Linked DNA regions of Homo sapiens: all the other regions are linked to region 3. Evidence: chromatin contacts called from ENCODE Hi-C data. All regions are on one chromosome and are shown on one strand. The core of a region is the stretch at or near the end of the contact, and the rest is flanking DNA. Distances in the headings are between cores, read along the strand shown. Region 1 holds the start of CLCN3 (chloride voltage-gated channel 3). Region 2 overlaps LOC105377529 (a long non-coding RNA gene). Region 3 holds the start of LINC02174 (long intergenic non-protein coding RNA 2174). Region 4 overlaps SH3RF1 (SH3 domain containing ring finger 1).

Region 1 (4,231 bases), core at 928-3,427, 2.0 Mb after region 3:
AGGCTTCAGTCTCAGTTCTGACAGTTACTGTAGGGCAAGTTAGTTAAATTTTCTGTGCCTCAGTTTCTACGAATGTAAAACGGGATTAGTGAAAGTACCTACTTCGTGGGGTTAGTGTGAAAATTGAGATAATTCACAAAAATTACTTGGAAAAGAGCCTGAAAACACAGAATGCATTCAACAAATATTAACACTTATTATAAAATATTATACATTTTAGATCACTGCTGACAAGTTTGACTACCAAACTAAGTTGGAAGTTCTACAAAACAGCGATAGTGGCCAAACCCCACAGGATACTGCTTTGATATAAGACCCACCACAGAGATCAAATCTGGCTTCCTGAGCCGTCTGAAAATTATGACCAACATGTCACAACAGGAAATGGAAAGCCTACCACTAACATGACCTGGAAAATAGCCAATTTACTAACACAAACCCACAACATCAACAAATCTGTTCCCCTGAACCACATCTATCCAAAAGTAGTTTAAATATTTACATTCTTAATGAGCTATGTATGACTGATAACACATACTGAAGTACAATTTCCAAGTAAAAATGTAGGTACTATACATTCATATTGACTTCTTAAAATAATGTGACTCATCATTCAAGTAAAGCAGCAAAGTTTTCGAGGTGCTGAGGGGAGTAAGGGGTGGGAAGGGTATGCAATCTGTGATGAATTCTGCCAACAGTGGCTGTCTGTATTAACCAGAGGCCATATACGCATATTCAAGTTGAGAAAATATCTGTAGGTCACACACATGGTTTTTAAAGCCATATTATAGAACAAGACACTGAATAGCAGCAGCACCTTTTAAGATGAAAGTCAACAATTTATACACAAGCACTTTAACTCCCATATGTACTCCTGAACTGAACAAATATTATTTTGTAGTGACTCACAAAGGGACGCAGTTATTTCCATACCGACCTCATAAAAAAAAATCTTCTAAATTAACTCTTTAAAGATGAAAGTAAAAGCATTTCTGGAAAGATTCAACAATTATACAAGCCACAATGATGCTGCAGTAACTGAACTGCATAGCTCCAAAAGTTTACGTTTGTAGAACTGAACTTTTGAATTATATATCTGTGTAAAAGGTATGGTCGCTGTTGATTCAATTCCATGAACAGGAATTTCTTTCTAAAGGAAACAGAAATCTCAGTTTCTAATATGCACAATGCATATGTAATTATCTTCTATATGCTCCGCAGTTTTAAAATGCCATACAAACAAAGCATACCACATGCAAAGTCAATTTCTGAGATTCTAAGGCAGTTTCTGGTCAAGTTTAAGATCAAACCACAAATATATATACACAAAAAATATTTTACATACATATATATCTAAAGATAGAAAAACTGAATATTATTTTTAAATTGGGGAAAATTTAGCGAAAGTAAAACCCACTCCTCTAAGTTTAAAGTTAATCTTCTCCTGGAACCCACTTCCATTTTATTCAGAGGTCCTTCGACGGTTCCTGAAGCAGATGTGTGAAATTTTAAAGAATGTCTGAGGGTATATACCTAATCAGGATGGGTTAGCATCCCAATTCACGATGTACCTTTCAACATTATGTAGGTACATTGTAAGAGAAACCAAGATGAGCGCTGTGGCCTCACAGTTGACCCAAAATCTGTGAACAGGAGAGCTGACAACTCTTCGCTCATACAATGCAACTCACCTCGCAGCTCAGAGACATAGCAAAATCGGTGGCTGTTTTTTGCGCTGCCTTTGGATTCTGCATCTGTTTCAAACCTAGAACCTAGCTACCCTCGGAGCTCCACCGAAGAAAGCCTGACACAGCGAAAACTATCGCGATTTAAAAGATACCTGACGTTTTCTACCGCAGAGGTTACGAAAATTTTGCCCGGTGGGACTTTTATTGTCCTCCTTCAAACACGGGAGCAACATGAAGTTAAATCCTCTCGCTCTGGAGATCCCTAGAGTCAACCTGCTTCTGCCCAAAATTAAAAATAAAAATCTCCAATCTCACTTCCCCCTTAAGACTAAAACTGAATCCATGCTCTAACTCGGGAGTAAAGTAGGATGGCTTTCAACCCACCACACCCTCCTTGCTCATTATTCCGGGTCACGGGCGAACTAGAACACTGGGAAAGGGGCTGCAGGTTCCGGACCGGACCGGCCCTGACCCACGGAAGGGGAAGAGAAGCGGCAGGAGTCAGGAGCCCGAAAGGTACGCCCCAGCGTCGACGCGTGACGTCACTACGTTGACGTGAACGGCCGTTCAGCGTCCGGCCGTCCCAACACCTCCTCCTCCGGCCACTCGCTGAGTAGCGTCGGCGCCTATTGGGCGGCGTGGGAACGGTGGGCGGGCCGGGACTGGGTCTCGAGGAGGAGGAGGGGTGCGAGGTGCCTGGCTCTGAGGGCCGCCGGGGCTGTGAAGCCTGTCATTAGCGATTAGCTCACGTCAGTCACTCACGCATCCCTGTTTGCCCTGCTGCTGACCTCGCGCGAGGCGGCCACCTTGTGGGAGATGTTTTCGTGAGGCAACAGACGCTGGCCGTTCCCAGCGTCACGCAGAGTTCGGATCCACTCTAGCGAGAGACCACAGCGTCCGGGAGCAGCTTGTGAAACTCTGGCGAGCGTCAGCCTTGAAAATAAAAAGTATTGGCAGCCGTCGACGAGCACAGGTTCCTAAAACTTAGATCGAAGAGAAGTACCAGCCTTCAAAAATAAACCAGCACCAAAAGCCCCCTGTGCTTATAGGTGACGTGCGGGCTGGGAGTGCAGTGGTGTCACCTCGCCTTGTATGTCATCGCCGGTTGTGTGCCTAACATACATACAAAAAGGATAACTCGAATTTAGCCATCACGCATTTTCAAAAATACTGCTTGGAAATTGAATGTTTGGAGAAAAGATATAATCTGGGGTTTCTACACGGTCTGAATTGGGTTCATTTCCGTTTAGCAAACATTTATTGAGCTCCCAGCGTGGGTCACAGAATTCAGTAAACCTGATCCCGTGTTCAAGGTGCTATATTCCGATGCAGGGCAGGGCGATGCAGTGAAAGAATGGTGGCCACAGCAGTAGCATGCTAATAGCCTGGTGGGCAGGTACAGGTTTTGCATTTCTTTGGCGAGATCACTTTTGAGTGTCTCCACTGGGTGGCAGAATTAAGACCCGTGAACGTTTAATATCTCCTGTATATTTAGTATATTATGAATATATACTGATTAATGAATATTAAGTGCGTGTTGTATATCTTGTGCCTCATGAATATTAAATATGACCTGGTCTTGCCAGCCTTTTCTATTTTTACATATACGTGCTCCACCGACTGTTTTGCAGGCTAGGAACACGTGAGTTTTGTTCTCCTATTTCTTCTAGGGCAGCATTGAATATTCTCAAAGACAGTTCTGGGCTTCAGAGCTGGTATAGTGCCCATGGTGGTGATCACAGTGCGGTCAAGCTTCTTAGGACCTCTTTCATTACTTTTATCCAGGTAGAGTTTGTAGAACTATGGAAATACCCAAGCACGATTTTCTCTTACCTGGGACACTGTTGGCCAAGATCTTTAGATTCTTCTTAGAAAATGTGGAAAAGCAGGCAAAAATTTTTCCAAACCAAGTGGAATTTTTCACAAGACATTTACTCACATTTTTTTTTCTCTCTCACTGTAGTTACGTAGCTAATTTTGGAAAGGCACATGGATTTTGAGAATGTAGACAGTAGTTGTGGTCTATTAGTCAATCTTACCTGCTTTCTATAAGGATGAAAAATTATTTCATGGTAGTGTCGTAGTTTCTTAATGGAGGATTGTTCCAAGGATCTCTCTTAAGTGTGCAAGAACAAGTCTATTTGTACGTTTGGTTTTTTGTAATATTATCCCTATTATGTACTACCTTATTCCTTTATAAGAACTTAAAGTCATGGTCTCTGGCATACATAATCATCGCACCAGTAGTTCTCAATCTTCACTTTGCATCAGAGCCATCTAGGGAGCTTCAGAAAAATATCCTTGCTTAGGTCCCACTCCCAGAAATCCTGTCTTAATTGTTTCAATGTTGGACCTAAGCATTCCTGTGTTTAACTCTTCCCAGTTGATCCAAGGTGCTCAGTCAGAAACACTGTGTTACATATGGGGCAATATATTTAAACAATGTGGTATGTGATTGCTTGGTGATAAAACAATAGATCGCATCTGGGAAAAAACGTTCTCTGTAATTCCTCTGGTGTTTTTGTCAGAGAATCTGGTGATGT
Region 2 (4,073 bases), core at 1,124-3,623, 2.3 Mb after region 3:
CTTAGTATGATGTTAGCTGTAGGTCTTTTGTAGATATTCTTTATCAAGTTGAGGAAGTTTCACTCTTTCCTACTTTATTGAGAGTCTTTATCATGAAATGGTCTTGGATCTTATCCAATGTTTCTTCTGCATCTGTTGATATAATCATATGATTTTTCTTCTTTGCTTGTTGATGTGATGGATTGCATTAACTGATTTTCAAATGTTGAATCAGTCTTACATACCTGGGATAGCTCCGATTTGGTTGTGGTATGTAATTCTTTTAATATAACATTGGATTTGATTTGCTAATATTTTAGGATTTTTGCAACCACATTCTTGAGAAATATTGGTCTGTAGTTTTCTTCTAATACCTTTGTCTGGTTTTGGTACTAGAATAATGCAGGCCTCGTAAAATGAGTTAAGAAGTAATCCCTCTGCTTCTATCTTTTGAAAGAGTTTGTAGAGAAGTGATATAATTTCCTTATTAAATGTTTGGTAGAATTCACTCATAAACCCATCTGGCCCTGGTGCTTTCTATTTTGAAAAGTTATTAATTAATTAATTCAATTTCTTCAAGAGGTATAGGCCTATTAAGATTGTTTCTTGTTGTATGACTTTTGGCAGACTGGATCTTTGAAGGAATTATCCCCATTTCATCTAGGTTATCAAATCTGTGGACACAGAGTTATTCAAAGTATTGCTTGATTATTCTTTTAATTTCTCTGGAATCTGTATGTATATATAATTGAATACATTGTTGCTATTATTATGTTGAACAAACTGTTGTTAGATAATTAAGAACAAGAAAAATAAAAATTTTCTTTCCCTTACTTATTCCTTCCTTGATGCTCTTCCTTTACTTATGTAGATGGTAGTTTCAGACCTGTATCATTTTTCTTCTCTCTGAAGATCTTCTTTTAACATTTCTGGCCAAGGATGTATACTGGCAACAATTTCCCTCAATTTCTGTCTGTCTGAGAAAGCTTTAATTTCTCCTCACCTTTTGAAGGATAATTTCACAGGGCACAGAATTCTAGGTTTGTGGTGTTTTTTTCCATCCACGCTAAGTATTTCATTCCACTTTCTACTTGCCTGCATGGTTTCTGAGAAGTCACATATAATTCTTATCTTTGCTCCTTTATAGGCAAAGTTTTTTCTCTCTGGCTTCTTTTAGGATATTTTTTCTTTACCTCTGATTTTCTAGTCTAAAAATGATATGCCTAGGTAGAGTTTTCTTTTGGAATTTATCTTGTTTTGTGTTCCCTGAGCTTTTTCAATCTATGGTTTGGTGACTGAAGACAATTTGGGGGAAATTCTCAATCATTGCTATTCAAATATTTCTTCTGTTCCTTTCTCTCATTCTTTTCCTTCTGGTGTTTCCATTTGTGTATGTCCCACTCTTTTCGGATATTCTGTTCTGGTTTTTTGTTTTTTTTTTCAGTCTTCTTTTTCTGTTTGCTCTTTAGTCTGGGAGGTTTCTACTGAGGTATCTTCAAGTTTACAGATTCTTTTTCGGCTGTGTGCAGTCTGCTAATAAGCCATCAGACACATTCTTCATTCTGATTACACTGCTTTTGAGCTCTAGCATTTATTTTTGGTTCTTTCTTGGGATTTCCATCCCTCTGCTTACATTGCCCATCTGTTCTTGCATGCTGTCTACTTTATCCATTACAGCCCTAAGCATGTTAATAATAGTTGTTTTAAATTTCCAGCCTAATAATTCCACCATCCCTGACATATTTTAGGCTGGTTCTCAGGCTTTCTCTGTCTCTTCAAACTACATTTTTGCCTTTCAATATGTCTTGTAATTTTTTCTTGATAGCTGGACATGAGGCACTGGTTAAAAGGAACTGCTGTCGATTAGCCTTTAGTAATGTGGTGGTATGGTGTTGGGGTGGGGAAGTGTTCTATAATTTCACAATTAGGTATCTGTTCTTTAGGCAGCCTGTGCCTCTGGACTGTGAACTTCACAGATGTGTCTCAGTTCCCACCCTGCACAGGTGGACTGAATGGCTAGAGTGGGTTGGAGTTGGGCATTTATTTTCCCTGGGTCAGTTAGGGTCTGATGAAACCCCAGCAGGTTAGGCTCTGGTTAAATAGTTTCTCCTGAGGGCAGGCATTGTTAAGAACACAGTTTTCTGGCGTATTTCAAAATGGTTCCTTTTCTCCTCCCCATGCCAGAAGGAGAGGATTCGTCTCCAATATTCACTGCGAGGAACTGTTTGAGCTCCTGGAGGGGGACTCAGTCCCCTGGAATATTTATTAATATCTCTCAAACTTGTCCACACTGAGCCTCCAGCAATTCATCAGTTGCAATTCAGGTTTCCCTTCCCCAACACAGGTTCCTGAGAGGTTTCAGCTTGTGGGTTTCCGCTCAGTTGCTCCATTATGGGGGCAGCGGTTTGCCCTGTGACTTCACTTCTCTTATGGATCTAAGAATAGAATTGTTGATTTTTCAGTTTGTTCTGCATTTTATTTGTGGTGGGAAACAGTAGCAACTTCTTATAAGCTAGACTGGAACCACAAGCCTATTTTTTAGTTTGGTTTTCTTTAGGTAGAATGAATGGAGGCAGGACAAAAGTGGGAATCCAAGTTTTGAAATGAGTTATTTTGAGACCTCAGGTGTCTGAATTTGAGCAGAGTGTATCGCATTCATTGGCCTTTTACATATATCCTATATCGTTATTCAGAGATTGGTTTGATTTCAACTTGGCCCTGGGGATATGAACCTAAATACGGTACATTTTGAGTGGGATCCCTGATGTGATCGGCCCTGAATGATCCTATCACATCTCAAATAAAAGTTGACTGGAAGGACTCAGATTGCCTCTCTTTGATCCCATCCTTAGGTTCTTCCGTTCCCTCCCGTGCGCTGTTTCGTCTGCGGCCCCCTCCCTTCTGGAGTTCTGTGCGTGTGCTCCGGTTGACCTGGCTCCTCTCCAGGCCTGCTGCACCGCTCATACTCGGGAACGGCCCCGCACTGTGCTCCCTGCCGGGATTGACTTTTTCTTAGTGCTCACATTTTCTTCTTTCTTGTTTTACTCTCTTGTTTGCTTGAGGACATCTTCACATTACCTATTCATAAAAATACTCGAGAAAGAGGATTTCTGAGGGTTTTCAGGTCTGGAAATATTTTTGCCCGTCTTCCTACTTAAATGATAGGTTAGCTGGCTCTAAGAATCATTTTCCTCACATATTCTACCACAGCTACCTAACGTGCACCTCTGTGTCTCCTTTTCCTCTCCCAGCTCCATGTAACTGTAACTCCTTCTCAAATGGAGCCTAGGAGGCAGAAGGAAGGGCATGCAGGGTTTTAGGTGCTGTGGGGATTCAATACAGAGAGGGCCTGTACTGGACCTGGGCCGGAGCATCCTTCAGGCCAGAGAGAGCTTGGGGCCTGAGAGGTACCTTGAGGCAAGGGTCAGAGCTCTGAGGTTACTGAAGAGAGCTTGGCCCATGGGATCCATAGACAAGAGAAAAGACAAGAAGGAGAACAACCCAGCTGATCAGTGCAGACCAATTTTTTTTTCTTTTTTTTGAGACAGTCTCTTTCTGTTGCCCAGGCTGGAGTTCAGTGGTGTGATCTCGGGCTCACTGATCCTCCGCCTCCAGGGTTCAAGTGATTCTCACGCCTCAGCCTCCCAAGTAGCTGGGGTTACAGGCAACTGCCACCACGCCCGGCTAATTTTTGTATTTTTAGTAGAGACGGGGGTTTTACAATGTTGGCCAAGATGGTCTTGAATTCCTGACCTCAAGTGATCCGCCCACCTCAGTCTCTCAAATTGCTGGGATTACAGGTATGAGCCAACACGCCTGGCCTTAGGGCAGCCAAATTTACCCAAAAGAGAGAAAGAACACACAGCTAAATTCCAACTTCACCAGCCTGGGCGACAAAGGGAAACCCCATCTCCACAAAAAATACAAAAATTAGCCAGGCATGGTGGTGCGTACCTATAATCCCAGCTACTCCAGGGAGCTGAGGATAAGGGATTGCTTGAGCCCAAGAGGTCAAGGCTGCTGTGAGTTCTGATTGCACTCCAGCACTCCAGCCTGGGTGACAGAGTGAGACCCTGTCTCAAAAACAAAACAAA
Region 3 (3,777 bases), core at 351-2,850:
GGGTTGTGGGAAGTGGCCCTCTGCACTGAATCCACTTCTGGGTAGGACCACAGGACCAGTTGGGTCATGAGTCATGGGTTCAGGCAGGGTCAGTCTGAAAAATATCTCAAAAAACAACAACAAAAAAGAAATCTTAGATTCTACAATAGTGATGTTATCAGTAGGAACAATTGAGAAAGTCACAAGTCTTGTGACCTCTAGCTAGATAACTCCTGAGAAGCAGAGGATTATAGAAACTATTGCTACATTTTAGCAGAATTCAGGCCTGTCGCATAATCCTATTCTTATGGCCTTTCATTAATCTTACAAGGGCAGTTTTTGTTTCCTGAGCAAAGAGGGAGTTCATTTTAGGGAGGGACTATTATCATCCTTGCTTTCAAGTTAAACTATGAACTAAATTCCTCCCAAAGCTAGCATGGCCAAACCCAGGAATGACCGAGAACAGCTTGGAGGTCAGAAATAAGATGGAGCCAAACATGTCAGATTTCTCTTACTGTCATAATTTTGCAAAGGTGGTTTTGCGTGCACACACACAGTCTCTCTCTCTCTCTCTTTCACTTTCTTGTTCTCTTGCAAACTCCCTCTTACTCTCTCTCATTGAGTAAAACTGAAAAACTAGACTGAATATATATTTAAACTTACCAGGAAGTATCAAAGAGCTAGCAAGACAGTGATGAATTATGGAGCAAGATCCAGGATGCATGCTTTGTGGTCATAAACGACGTGGTAAAATAGTAATATGTAGGTGAACAGATTTGATGTGGTTAGAAAATACAGACGTATTTTCCACTTAAGGTCAAGAATGTTCACTTTTGACCCTTTTGAGGTTTTCATTTTCCTGATTTCATTTATCAAGGTCTCTGAGCTATTGATTTCCAGCCACCCTCTGTAACTCTAAACGCTGTTTCTTAAACTTGAGAGAAAAGCAGCTCAATTTACCAGAAAATTATTTAGGCATATCAAAGAGGTTTTAGTTTGTTTTCTTTTCATATATCCTCTCTAATAATGGTTCCTCCTTGGATTTGTAAAATTGACAATCTTAAATCATAGGACAGTATATTCCTAGAATAGGAAAGGAATGAAAAAGAAAAGAAAATATATTGCCCACTCTTTCTTATTTTTTGTTCCTAGCTTCATTTGTCCTCCATCTCATTTTCAGAGAATCACCTCCACTATTGTTTTGGGAAATATGTCCCCACAGCTGCCTCCTTCCTTATGAATTGGTTGAAGTGCCAGCATTCTTCAGCTGAGCCAATCAGAATCCTTCTCAGTCTGATTAGGAAGGTTCCTTAGTTTGGATCCTACTAAAATTTCAACTCAACTTGTTATCTATTTTTAAGTAATGAAATGTAAACATGTACACTCTTGACTATCATATTCTGATTCAAGTATTGGAAATAAATAAATATGATTGGCTACATGAAAGTACAGTGAGTTAAACGGAGAGATAGAAAGCAGGAAGTTGGAAAGGGAATTCTGATAGTGATCCGTTCCTTGATTCCAATTTTTCCAGAGTCCTAACTTGAGACTTCTTATCCCCTTGGACTTTGACTCAGCAAGATGCTTTGGTGCGTTGTTAATATCTTTGCTTCCTTCTTCAGCTAAGTTTACTTGGCCTATTTAAGGACAGTCACAAAAGAGAGTTAATGGATACCAAAGTTTGGAAGAGACAGCACTATCTCACTGTAACTTGGAACTGAACCGTAAGTGGAAATTAATATTCTATAGGTAATGAAAATTCTTCAGGAATATGCAAAGCTTTTCCCCCTAAGCCTCGGAAGTACAAAATGACATATTAAGTTTAATTCACTTAATAGAAAAAATTAAATGACCTCTATAATTATTAATATTGTTAATAGTTCCTTTAGGATGTTTGGCAGCTTTCTTTATTACAACTTTTGTTCTTTTTCTTTAGTCAAGGATTTGTTTTATTATGTTTAAAGAAATGAGCAAAATATATACATTCCATAAAATAATTAAAAATAACTACCCTTGAGATTTCAGACCCCAGATATTGGCTTCAAATGTTCCAGATTACAAATTGATTCACCAAATCTGAGATGAAATGTCAAAGGTACATGACCAATTATTTATGACATTTCATTTGTAGTTAAGGCTATAAATTGTTCATGATGAAGTCTTGAGAGAGATGCTTAAATGTCACATACTAGAGTGCTGGATTCTATAATAATTGCTACTTTTATGATTTATACTTTTTCATACTTGTTATCTTTCTACCATTTAACACTAAGTACATTTGACTCTGTACACTTTTAATTCAAATTTGGATATAGAAAAAAAAGAGAAAAGAATAGTGCTTATAGTGGTAATTGACTAAAAAAAGGTTAAGATGAATGCATTCATTGATAACATTGACCATAATTTAATTCATTCAATCTCACTGTCAAAGAAAATGAGAACTAATCAATTAGGTATTAAATATATAATAAAAACCTGCAGAATTCTATTCATGTTCACATTTGAATTGGAATCTGACTTTTCACTTGTGCCTTTAGTTTTAATCATTCATCATGAAAGTCTGACATTTCAATTGATACACAAAATTTAGTACAATTAATTCCTATTCAAATGTTAAATATCCCAAACAATTAACATCTGATGTGTTTCTCACACAAATTGGCATGCCTAGCTAATTTTTGGATACCTAAATTCATTCTTTTTAAAGAGTTATGTTAAAAATGTTTTGCCGGGAGTGGTGGCTCACGCCTGCAATCCCAGCACTTTGGGAGATCGAGGTGGGTGGATCATCTGAGGTCAAGAGTTTGGGGCCAATATGGTGGAAGCCCATCTGTACTAAAAACACAAAAATTAGCTGGAGAGTGGTGGCGGGTGCCTGTAATCTCAGCTACTCAAGGGAGGCTGAAGCAGGAGAATTGCTTGAAACTGAGAGGCGGAGGTTGTAGTGAGCTGAGATGGTGCCACTGCACTCCAGCCTGGGTAACAGACTGAGACTCCGTCTCAAAAATAAAAAATAATAATGAAAAATAATGTTTTAAGTTAAATAATGGAGAGGCTTATAATGTTCCAGAATTTTAAAACTTAACTTTTTGTTTTTCCACATTGCAAAATTTATTGTAAATCTTTATTTAATTCAAAATCAATCAGAATTCCATATTGGAAAGCATTAAAATGTTTTGTAAGTTTTTATGGCAGAATAAAGGTGAGATACTTCAATATAACTTTATAATAGAATTCTAGGATCAAGAGCTTGTGATTCAATATAATAAAAAGATATTAATCTGCTATAATTAAAATTATGTTATAGGATAAATAAAAAATTAAAAAGATAATTTACATGATCTCAGAGCATATCTAAGAATATGGGGAATATAACATATATTAAAGGGATATTTCAATGCAGTGGTTAAGATTGTTTTTTAAATTAATAATGTTTGCTTAATAGGCTTTCCACTTAGAAAAATAAAGCTTGCCTTATCAACTATATGGAATGATTTCCAAAGAGATTAATGTGTTAAATATAGAAACAAAAATATGAGCAGCAGCCTCAACATTTATGAGTCATTTTTAAGCAAGACAGGAAACCTGTCATAAAGGAAAAAAATGACAGGATAGGCTGCATGAATGTAAGAAATTTTAGGATATTAATATCCATTATAAGCAAGTCAAAAGATGATAGACTGCCGCAAAGTCTTTGCTTCATGTGAGTGAAGCAACAGAAGTTTCAAGTCACCGTTTTAAAGAATTTCTTCAAATTAGTAAAGCAACAACAAGAAATATTATAGAAAAACCTGGAAA
Region 4 (3,803 bases), core at 794-3,293, 2.5 Mb after region 3:
TTCTTTATATTGCAAGACTCTGTTTCTTGAATTGTACCTTGGCAGTTATCACCAAAAGTTGAGTTAAGGTCACACAGCCACCAAGAGGCAGAGGCCATTCAGGGACCGGTCTGTGAGCCACTCTGGTCACCCCATAATGCCTCCACAGCGCTTTGTTCAAAGGGAACAAGGGGTGCTTTCCAACCAAGGTGCCAGTCAGCTTTATACATTTTTCCTTTCTTTTTTTTTTTTTTTTGCCTTTTTTTTAAACAAAAAATTTTATTCATTCATATATCTTATTTTTTAAATTGTGGTAAAGTATACATGAAAATTTACTATTTTTTCAAGTGTACAATTCAGTGGCATTGAGTACATTCATGTTGTCATACAACCATTCACTGCTATCCGTTTCTAGAACTTTTTCTCATCCTAAACTGAATCTGTACTCATTAAGCACTAACTCTTCATTCCCCCTCCTCCAGGCCCTGCAACCACCCTTCTACTTTCTCTCCCCGTAAGTGACTTCTGGGCATCTCATAAGTGGAATCATGCAATAGTCTTCCTTCTGTGTGCATGCAGCTTATTTCACTTAGCATAACGTTTGCAAGGTTCATCCCTGTTGTAGCACGTGTCAGAATTTCATTCCTTTTTAAGGAGCTTTGTACATTTTAAAAAACAGTTTTTCTATACAACTAGGCTTTTTCTTTTTGCCACTTGACATGCTTATTAAGAATTAAAGGTACTATGCTAAGTCCTATGAGGCATATAAAGTGAATTTAGCATCATCTCATCCTTCAAGCAGCTTATGGTTTGGTAGAATAAACGAGACGGACACAGATGGTAATAATACATTGTAGACTGTGCTAAGTGCTGTAAGACATATACATGGAGGCCTCTGCGATTTAGTCAAGCATGAAATTGCCTCCAGCCATGGGGCTGGAGATTTCACAGGGGAGAACTGGAGCCAGGCTTTGAGAGAGTGATAGGGTATGGGTGGGAGAGATAGCGTCAAAGGAGACTCCCACTAGAAGGAACTGCATGAGCCAAGGTGTGGCGTGGGGGAAGTAAAGGCCCTGAATAGGGGACATGTTCAGGCTTAGGGGAGTGTTTGGGACTTTTGTGGTGATAGTAGTAGCTACAGCTGTGTAAAAAGAGATTAGGGCCTGATCACCAAGGGCTTCGCATACCAGGCTGAGGATTAACCTTGCTCACAGGCATTGTAAAGCTGTTAATGATTTTTTGGCAGTGGGTAGCTGCAAATAGAGTTGCCACTTAAGAATATTAGTATGTGAGCTCTGCATAGACTGGGTTGGGGACAGGAAGAGACTTGAAGGAGGCCAAGGTGGGTGGATCACCAGGTCAGGAGTTAGAGACCAGCCTGGCCAATATATTGAAACCCTGTCTCTATTGAAAATACAAAAATTAGTCGGGCATGATGGCACACACCTGTAATCCCAGCTACTCAGGAGGCTGAGGCAGGAAAATTGCTTGAACCCAGGAGGCGGAGTTTGTGGTGAGCTGAGATCGTGCCATTGCACTCTAGCCTGGGTGACAAGAGCGAAACTCAGTCTTAAAAAAAAAAGATATTTGACGAGGTGGAAGGTAATGAAGTCATCAACCAGGATAGTGACAGTGACAATGAAGAGGAGTGGATGGGATGCAGATTTTGAAGGTAGATCAGCAGGTCCCATGTAGGTCATGGGAGAGTATTCATTGACCCCTGAGGTTCAGAACTTCCCCAAACCCCTGTTCATATAAAGAAAAGCATAATCCGAGTGAGGCAGAGGGTGGAGCAGCAGATGTAAAGGGCCTCTGCAGCTGTGCCTTACATCTGTTTGTTGGTCTGTAAATGTTCTACTTGGCAAAGCCTTTCAATGCCTGAAATAGTTGGCCAGTTATGCCCAGTATTTGGCCTTACAAATCTGTATTAGAAAACTGCAAACCACCTCACAAGGCTCAAGATCAGGACCTGAGCTGGAAGATTTCTAAGTAGAGTCTATTACTCCTGCACCTGGTAGTCTTCATACGATCAAGACTGTGTCACAGTTTCCATTATGCACATAGTTTCTCATTCCACCCGCCCCCCCAGAGGTTTATAAAACTTAGCAATGAAAATTTGCTCCCACTGGGAACTTGGCAGGAAGAGTATGTTCTTAGCCCAGCAGCAGTTCTAGTTCAAAATTTTTTTTTGACAAAATTGGTTTAGTGCATTTTATAAAATGCATATATTAATCTAATTCACTTCAAGTTTTTCAATAACCATTTTTATTCCATTTCACCTTTAAGGCAGCTCACAGAGAACAAGTAGGGAATATATCTCATGAGAAGTCTACTCTGAATATGTTTTGAGTCACTTGTACATTTTTTCCCAGAATTATAAAGCTTTGCCTTAAATGTTTAACTTGCCCCACATGGCAACTACATCATTGCTTTTTCATGGATTTTTAGCATGTTGACATTAGACTTGAGAAATGTCATCTGGATCCTTCTTTCAGATAAATTCATGATGAAATTATTTGTCTTGCTTTTAAAGGTGTCAGAGAGCTGGGCATAGCGGCTTATGTCTATAATCCCAGCACTTTCTGGGGCTGAGGCTGGAAGATTGCTTGAGCCAAGGAGTTCAAGACCAGCCTGGGCAATATAGTGAGATGCCATCCCTACAAAAAGTAAAAAGATTAACCAGGTTTGGTGGCACACACCTGTAGTCCCAGCCGGAAGGCTGAGGTAGGAAGATCAGTTAAGCCTGGGAGGTCAAGGCTACAGTGAGCTGTGATTGCATCACTGCACACCAGCCTGGGCAACAAAGTAAGACCGTCTCAAAATAAAGATATCAAAGAAGGGATTCCAAAACCCTAACTGTGTTGATCTAAAGTTTGTCAAATCTCATTTTCAGGAAATGAGGCCTGAGTTGTGGCCTGAGTTCGTTTCCTAGTTAGAGATGTCCAGCCACTGACTGGCCCATTCTTCACCTCCTTGAAGTGCCAGGCCTCTGCCTACTCTTGTCTAAGCCATATGATCATAATGGGAGCTAATATTTTCAGGTTGAACTCTTTGTCAGACACCATACGAAGAGCATCATACTTGTTTAACTCATTACAGTCCTATTCTACAGATGAGGAAACAGACTGAGAGCTGAGATAACTGGCCCAAAGTTAAGCTGCTCTAACTGACCTTAAAGACTGTGTCAATCCTTAGGCCAGTGTTTCTCCCGCTGTGTCATGCTTCCTTCCTCATTCCATGCTTGATCAAACCCCAGCCTTGTGGTCTATGAATATTCATGTTTGAATTAGCTGAACCTTTCTCAGATATGATAAGCCAACTTCTGTGCTGTGCTTTTGCTTCAGATCTTGGGTAGTAATTTGGTCCCTGTGCCAAAGGAGCTCAGGTTGTTCAAGCAGCCACTTACCTTTTGCAGAGATGTGTTTTTTTAGTGTAATAGTCTGGGACTCTTGCTGTGGTCTTTCTTAAATGGATTTTGGTTTATATGGAATGGGAATTGGTGAAAGGGGCAGGCTGTAATAGGTTTCAGAAGTTTGGGGACAGTTGTATAGAATTTGTTCTGCCTATCATTTTGAAGCCATAATATTTTTCACTTTCAGTCAGGAGTGGGTCCCACGAGGCTATACACTCATTTTCTGACTTTGAGAACCAAATGAAAGTAGAAACCCAAAATCAACTTTATGACTGACTACTCATTACTTAGCATCAAACAGTGAAAGATGTATTTATTAGATATCTGTTGCCATGTAACCAGTTACGCCCAAAAGTCAGTGGCTTAAAACAATAATAAGCATGTATTATTTCACACTTTCTGTGGGTCACAT

The links. Hi-C counts contacts between places; a loop is a spot of excess contacts on that map. Pooled maps may share reads with other maps.
Region 1: a loop to region 3 is called in a pooled map, with 8 times the contacts of the local background. The contact joins the promoter of CLCN3 here to the promoter of LINC02174 in region 3. A Hi-C loop is called at or near these places in 2 of 37 single-sample maps with no recorded cell type and 4 of 50 pooled maps.
Region 2: a map with no recorded cell type shows a loop between it and region 3 (11-fold over the local background). The contact joins the enhancer-like site here to the promoter of LINC02174 in region 3. A Hi-C loop is called at or near these places in 2 of 37 single-sample maps with no recorded cell type and 3 of 50 pooled maps.
Region 4: a map with no recorded cell type shows a loop between it and region 3 (10-fold over the local background). The contact joins the enhancer-like site here to the promoter of LINC02174 in region 3. A Hi-C loop is called at or near these places in 2 of 37 single-sample maps with no recorded cell type and 2 of 50 pooled maps.

What each region holds. Positions count from the first base shown.
Region 1 is chr4:169,618,524-169,622,754 of GRCh38, reverse strand. It overlaps CLCN3 (chloride voltage-gated channel 3), which reads right to left and starts at 2,177. Exons shown (of 13, transcript NM_001829.4): 1 at 1,692-2,177. RefSeq lists enhancers at 1,720-1,829, 2,020-2,249, 2,320-2,369, 2,930-2,999.
Region 2 is chr4:169,291,836-169,295,908 of GRCh38, reverse strand. The region is part of intron 2 of LOC105377529 (a long non-coding RNA gene); the gene reads left to right. Among named protein-coding and RNA genes, the nearest start is that of SH3RF1, 23 kb to the right of the region's middle. RefSeq lists enhancers at 2,381-2,500, 2,511-2,580. Within about 2 kb of position 2,373, at least 3 of the 41 ENCODE cell types and tissues checked have a DNase peak (open chromatin) inside an H3K27ac peak, as active enhancers do.
Region 3 is chr4:171,636,586-171,640,362 of GRCh38, reverse strand. It overlaps LINC02174 (long intergenic non-protein coding RNA 2174), which reads left to right and starts at 1,600. Exons shown (of 5, transcript NR_147157.1): 1 at 1,600-1,703.
Region 4 is chr4:169,098,107-169,101,909 of GRCh38, reverse strand. The region is part of intron 11 of SH3RF1 (SH3 domain containing ring finger 1); the gene reads left to right. Among named protein-coding and RNA genes, the nearest start is that of CBR4-DT, 90 kb to the right of the region's middle. RefSeq lists enhancers at 2,873-2,992, 3,273-3,332, 3,453-3,572. Within about 2 kb of position 2,043, at least 10 of the 41 ENCODE cell types and tissues checked have a DNase peak (open chromatin) inside an H3K27ac peak, as active enhancers do.